Linked DNA regions of Homo sapiens: region 1 is linked to region 2. A link is a contact called in ENCODE Hi-C or POLR2A ChIA-PET data. All regions are on one chromosome and are shown on one strand. Each heading gives the region's core, a stretch centred on a gene start or an enhancer-like site at or near the end of the contact. The rest is flanking DNA. Distances are from core to core; before and after follow the strand shown. Region 1 has its middle 33 kb from the start of EIF4H. Region 2 has its middle 20 kb from the start of TMEM270.

Region 1 (3,200 bases), core at 393-2,892, 260 kb after region 2:
TCCGTCTCTACTAAAAATACAAAAAATTAGCTGGGCGTGGTGGCACATGCTTGTAATCCCAGCTACTCAGGAGGCTGAGGCAGGAGAATTGCTTGAACCCGGGAGGCGGAGGTTGCAGTGAGCCAAGATCGTGCCATTGCATTCTAGCCTGGATGACAAGAGTGAAACTCCATCTCAAAAAATAGAAAGAAAGTGACCTCTGGTCGTCCTCACTGCTCATTATGTGCTAATTATAATATATTAGCATGCTAAAGACACTCCCATCAGTGCCATGACAGTTTAGAAATGCCGTGGCAACATCAGGAAGTTACCCTATATTGTCTAAAAAGGGGAGGAACCGGCCGGGCGCAGTGGCTCATGCCTGTAATCCCAGCACTTTGGGAGGCCAAGGCAGGTGGATTGCAAGGTCAAGAGTTCAAGACCAGCCTGGCCAAGATGTGAAACCCTGTCTCTACTAAAAATACAAAAATTAGCTGGGCATGGTGGCGGGCGCCTGTAATCCCAGCTACTCCAGAGGCTGAGGCAGGAGAATTGCTTGGACCCAGGAGGCAGAGGTAGCAGTGAGCTGAGATTGCACCATTGCACTCCAGCCTGGGTGGCAGAGCAAGACTCTGTCTCAAAAAAAAGTGGGGAGGAACCCTCAGTTCCAGGAATTGCCCGTGCCTTTCCCAGAAAATTCATGAATAATCCACCCTTGTTGGGCATGTAATCAAGAGATAACTATAAAAAATATCCAGCCAGCAACCTTAGGGGATGCTCTGCCTATGGAGTAGACATTCTTTGTTCCTTTACTTTCTTTTTTTTTTTTTTTTTTGTGAGATGGAGTCTCACTTTGTCATCCAGGCTGGAGTGCAGTGGTGCAATCTTGGCTCACTGCAACCTCTACCTCCCCAGCTCAAGCGATTCTCCTGCCTCAGCCTCCCAAGTAGCTGGGATTACAGGCGTATGTCACCACGCCCAGCTAGTTTTTGTATTTTTTAGTGGAGACAGGGTTTCACCATGTTGGCTAGTCTGGTCTTGAACTCCCAATCTCAAATGATCCGCCCACCTTGGCCTATCAAAGTGCTGGGATTACAGGTGTGAGCCACTGTGCCCAGCCTATTCCTTTACTTTCTTAATATACTTGCTTCCACTTTACTCCATGGACTCGCCTGGAATTGTTTCTTGCGTGAGATTCAAGAACTCTCTCTTGGCTGGGTGTGGTGGCTCACGCCTGTAATCCCAGCACTTTGGGAGGCCGAGGCAGGTGGATCATGAGGTCAGGAGTTTGAGACCAGCCTGACCAACATGGGGAAACCCTGTCTCTACTAAAAATACAAGAAAATTAGCCGGGCGTGGTGGCACGTGCCTGTAATCCCAGCTACTCAGGAGGCTGAGGCAGGAGAATCACTTGAACCCGGGAGGCAGAGGGCGCCACTGCAGTCCAGCTTGGGCAATAGAGTGAGACCCTGTCTCAAAAAAAAAAAAAAAAAAAAAAGATTAAAAAAGAACCCTCTCTTGGGGTCTTGATTGGGACTCCTTTCCAGTAACAGTGTGAAAGAAAAATAAAATCACCAGACCCCAAACTCACTATGTCAAAGGGCAAAAAGCTAAGCTTAGGAACTGAGTCATACAGGAAACTGCATTTTCTTTTGTTCCTAACCAGATAGCTGCAAGATTGAATGCCACGTATCTCCACAGGTGGCTTCCCTCACCCTGACCATGTAAATTCAGCTTACCTTCACAGGTACAGGACAAATAAAAAAATAGAAATCTGGCCAGGCATGGGGGCTCACACCTGTAATTCCAACACTTTGGGAGGCTGGGGTGAGAGAATTGCTGGAGCTCAGGGGTTGGAGATCACCCTGGGCAACCCAGTGAGAGGCTGTCTCTACGGAAAAGATTTTAAATTAGCCTGGTGTGGTAGTGCACACCTGTAGTACCAGCTACTCAGGAGGCTGCATTGGGAGTATTGCTTAAGCTCAGGAGGTCGAGGCTCTAGTGAGGTGTGATCGCACCGCTGCACTCCAACCTGAGCAACAGAATAAGACCCTGTCTCAAAAAAAAAAAAAAAAAAAAAAATCATGGCCGGGCGTGGTGGCTTACGGCTGTAATCCCAACACTTTGAGAGGCCAAGGGATCACCTGAGGTCACGAGTTCGTGACCAGCCTGACCAACATGGTGAAACCCCGTCTCTACTATAGACAAAAAATTAGACAGGCATGGTGGCACATGCCTGTAATTCCAGCTACTTGGGAAGCTGAGGCAAGAGAATCACTTGAGCTGAGGCGGCAGAGGTTGCAGTGAGCCAAGATTGCACCATTGCATTCCAGCCTGGGCCACAAGAGTGAAACTCTGTCTCAAAAAAATAACAATAATTTTTTTTTTTTTTTGAGGTGGAGTCTTGCCCTGTCACCCAGGCTGGAATGCAGTGGCACGACCTTGGCTCACTGCAAGCTCCGCCTCCCGGGTTCACGCCATTCTCCTGCCCCAGCCTCCCGAGTAGCTGGGACTACAGGCGCCTGCCACCACGCCCGGCTAAATGTTTTGTATTTTTAGTAGAGACAGGGTTTCACCATGTTAGCCAGGATGGTCTCAATCTCCTGATCTCATCATCCGTCCGCCTAGGCCTCCCAAAGTGCTGGGATTACAGGTGTGAGCCACCGCGTCCGGCCAATATTTTTCTTTTTTTTAAATCATACTTCCAGGCCAGGTGCGGTGGCTCACACCTGTAATCCCAGCACTTTAGGAGGCTGAGGTAGGCAGATCACAAGGTCAGGAGTTCGAGACCAGCCTGGCTAACATGGTGAAACCCTGTCTGTACTAAAAACTACAAAAATTAGCTGGGCGTGGTGGCACACACCTGTAATGCTAGCTACTCAGGAGGCTGAGGCAGGAGAATTGCTTGAGCCCGGGAGGCGGAGGTTGCAGTGAGCTGAGATCACACTACTGCACTCCTGCCTGGGGGACAAAGTGAGACTCTGTCTCAGAAAAAAATAATAATAATAAATCATACTTACCCCCACCCTAAGACAAAAGCATAATTGACTTCTTCCTCTACTCTGTGTTTACTTTATCTTGTGTAAAATACAGATATATTTAGCACAAGATGAATTCATAATTGACTGTTCCTTTTTCCCTCCTTTCACATGTGTTAAAAGAAAAACTTCAGCCAAATTAAATTTAAGGGAGTTTAATTGAGCAATGAACAATTTGTGAAT
Region 2 (3,660 bases), core at 1-2,500:
GAGTGCAATGGCGTGATCTCGGCTCACTGCAGCCTCCGCCTCCCTGATTCAAGCAATTCTACTGCCTCAGCCTCCAGAGTAGCTGGGATTGCAGGTGCCGCCACCATGCCCGCCTAATTTTTCATATTTTTGGTAGAGACGGTTTTGCCATGTTGGCCAAGCTGGCCTCGAAATCCTGGCCTCAGGGGATCTGCCCACCTTGGCCTCCCAAAATGCTGGGATTACAGGCGTGAGCCACTGTGCCCAGCCTGGATGATGTGACTTTCGACTGTCAAATCAATGGCCCTGTTACCCCAAGCTCGCTCCCCGTCCCAGCAGCCCCTGGCCTCACAGCATGTGCATCTCTTTCCCTCTGGGAGCTGCCGCCCTGTGGGTCCTGCTGCCACCAGCCTGCAAGGGCACGATTAGGGTCACCTCCCCTCATCCCAACCCAGGGAGGTGGCTACCACCATTCACATATGGGGAAGGAGGGAAGGAGATGATGTATGACAGAAGCTCAGGGAGGTGGGGCCTGTCCACCTTCCGGGTGTGCCCTGGGGTGGGGGTTTCAGGCAGCCCTGCCTTCCTTTCCTTCCTGGGCTCAGCTGAGAGGGACTGGGGCAAAGGGCTTTTGTCATTTTCTCAACCCACAAACACTTCCGGATGCCTCCTCCATGCTGTTAACAGACTCCAGTGCCTGGGATCACTCACACCCTGCCTCTGCCTCAGTTTCCCCCTCTGAAGGGTGGAGCTGGCTTTGAGAGGGTGATAGACCTTTCAGCTTTTGCTTGAGTGAAGCCCACCTCTTGCCCCAGTGCCCATGACCCACCCACATCCCCAAAGCTGCAGGGCTTCCCGAGCTGGTCTTGGTCCCAAGCCGTGACCATGTCACTCTTACCCCGCCTGGGGCCAGCAAGCCCAGCTCTGGCCCCTCCCTGACGCCCCAAGGAGACTTGTGACAAACAGTAAGAGAGGGTCTCCTGGCTTCACCCTCTCTTCCAGAGGGAGCAAATTCTCCCAGACAAACCCAGCCCATCAACAAACCAGCGACCAAAACAAAGAGGCAGATTACGAAACCCAGATCGAGGGAAAGAGGCCACTCCGAGCTTTTCTCCAGGACAGGGGTTGGCGAAATTGGGCCAGGCCTGTGGGTCACAGCCTGCCTGGCCTGGACTATTTTTGTACCGTCTGGGGGGTGGGGGCTGATGAAATCCCAGCTGCATTTCACCAAAACACTTTCCCCTTAAGCCCGGGCTCCATGTGGTTCAAATTCATTGTCACTTAACTCATCACTCAAGGCTCTGAGCCGCATCCCTCCCCCTCCAAGAAAAAGACGAAAACACACAGTCTCTGGCATGCGGGCGAGGTGGGCGTGAGGGGCCATGACAAACAGACTGACTGTCTTGACCTTAGCCGCCCCTGGCCTCCTGCTCTCCATCTTCCTGGCCCCTTCCACCCCGTGCTTGATGTCCCCAAAGGCTAAGACAGGATGAGTTGCTGTCCAAGCTCCACTAGGGTTGAGTTGGGAGCCTGGACAGGGGAGGCAGTCACTGGATCACTGGTTCTCCCTCCCCTCCACAGCCCGCTGCTGGAAATGGGAAGCTGACATGTCCCAAAGGTCGATGCACTGGAATGCCCGGAGGTCATCCTCTGGGAGTGTCCACATATTTGTGAATGTGTTTGTGCCCATGAGCCAGGAGAAGCCGATCTTCTCTTGCCCCGTGTTGCTTTTCTCAATGTTGGCTCACAGCTGATGTTCATCACCTCAGGGCTGTGTTGAGGTTGGCAAAGGGACTTCCCATCGGAGAGGAAGGGAAGGGCTGCCGGGAGGGGACCCTGGAGGGCATTGGAGTCTTTATCGAATATGAGGACAGGACGTCCGGTTTTGAAACTATGCACTGATCCTATAGTTTCCATGGTAGGGCGGCCAGATGGCTGCAGGTGCATTTAGTGACAGGCCCCCTAACCTGTCCCAGCTATGTGTGTGCCAATCTCCTGAGCCTTTAGTTTAGCCAAGGTTGGCATTTCCCAGGGGGAACTTCAGCTGGGGACCAAGCAGAGCCGCCTGCCCTCCGATTCCATTTGTGTGTCTCTCTCCCCCATTAGACCGTGGGTCTCTCCGGGGCAGCGTTTAGCTGATCCACACTGGATCTCCAGTGCCCAACGCTAGGCTTGGCACAGAACCCAAGCGCAGCAAATGCTTGTGGAATGAATTAATACATTTTTCAAATCAAGTCAAAGTGCTGTTTTCATTATCTTTAGACCAGATTAAATTCAGAGCCACAGCTCTCCAGAAAAATACTGGCAATCTGGCTTTTGCATATTTCACTGTCAAGGAGAGAACTCCTTTTCTGAATTAGCCAGGAAGGCAAGCCCGGGTCCCTAGAGAGAGGCGACCCCTGAGCTCTCCCCTCTTGCCCACCTTGGGACACCTGTGACCCCTTTGGCTCTGATAACCCCTTGCTGGGCTGCCCCTCCAGCTTTGATCCCTGGTTTGCAGACCGAGGGAGCAAAAGGGTGGAGCTCTAGGAGTTTACTTTCCTGGGCAGGGTCAAGCAGTTCCTGATGCAGCAAAGTTGTTTGGGCGCAAACATTTCCCTGTATTGTCTGGCTTCAGAAGGCAGCCAAGAGTCTACGCAGGTGGGAGGGAGCTGAGGCAGGAGTTTTTTCTCTCTCCTCCACTCCAAAGAAGACAGGAGCCTCCAAGCCCCAAGGTGGGGGGTTAGGAGGTCATCTCACACCCTAGGCAGATGCAGAAGACCTAGGAGAGGACAGAATCAGGGGAGGGGGGTGGGGGACAGATGTCATATGTCCTACTGTGCAGAGTTGGGGAGTCAGGTGTAGACAGACATGAGCTGGTCTGAGAATTCAAGTCCAACCAGAGGACCAGGCTGTACCTTCCCCAGGGCATGCTGGGAGATGCCTCTCATTCCCTTGCTGGCTGGGCGCACCAGCCTACCTGAGGCTGTCTCTTAGACAGCTAAGGAATCTTTCCCCTCCTCTGAGGTTTCTGCTCAATGACACCTTTTCTGGGGACAGTGGCTCTGGAGATGGGGGATCCTGGAGGTTGAGAGAGGCTGAGCCTTCGTGGATCTCCAGTATCCCCTGCCTTCTATGCCTCTTTAGCAAGATGCTTCTCCAACTCCTGTTTTTCCTTCTCGGAACTCTGGAAGGATGCCCTCTGCATTTTGGATGTGTTTCCCAAGTGATGCTCCATTGACTATTACTTTGGGAGGGGGAAAAGCTTCTGGATCCAAGAAGCCTAGGAAACACAAAGTCAGACAGGCTATTATCTTGCAGGACTTATCAGAGCCTTGAATTTTTTTAATTTTTAATTTTTATTTATTTTTTAGAGACAGGGTCTTACTCTGTCACCCAGGCTGGACTGAATGGTGGAATTATAACTCACTGCAGCCTGGAATTCCTGGGCTCAAGCGATCCTCCTGTCTCAGCCTTCAGAGTAGCTGGGACTACAGGTGCATGCCACCAGGCCTGGCTATCTTGAATTGTTCATAGGGGCTTTAAAATACAAAAATAAGCTGGGCATGGTGGTGGGTGTCTGTAATCCCAGCTACCCAGCAGGCTAAGAGAAAATTGCTTGAACCCGGGAGGCGGAGGTTGCAGTGAGCTGAGATCATGCCACTGCATTCCAGCTTGGGTGACAGAGACTCTGTCTCTAAA

The links. Hi-C counts contacts between places; a loop is a spot of excess contacts on that map. ChIA-PET counts read pairs that join two places held with the same protein, here RNA polymerase II (POLR2A).
Region 1: a map with no recorded cell type shows a loop between it and region 2 (2.5-fold over the local background). The contact joins two enhancer-like sites. A Hi-C loop is called at or near these places in 1 of 37 single-sample maps with no recorded cell type. POLR2A ChIA-PET finds 5 or more read pairs at or near these places in 1 of 52 experiments (H1).

Annotation. Positions count from the first base shown.
Region 1 is chr7:74,140,234-74,143,433 of GRCh38, forward strand. No RefSeq gene overlaps it. Among named protein-coding and RNA genes, the nearest start is that of EIF4H, 33 kb to the right of the region's middle. Within about 2 kb of position 1,643, at least 2 of the 41 ENCODE cell types and tissues checked have a DNase peak (open chromatin) inside an H3K27ac peak, as active enhancers do.
Region 2 is chr7:73,878,986-73,882,645 of GRCh38, forward strand. No RefSeq gene overlaps it. Among named protein-coding and RNA genes, the nearest start is that of TMEM270, 20 kb to the left of the region's middle. Within about 2 kb of position 1,251, at least 11 of the 41 ENCODE cell types and tissues checked have a DNase peak (open chromatin) inside an H3K27ac peak, as active enhancers do.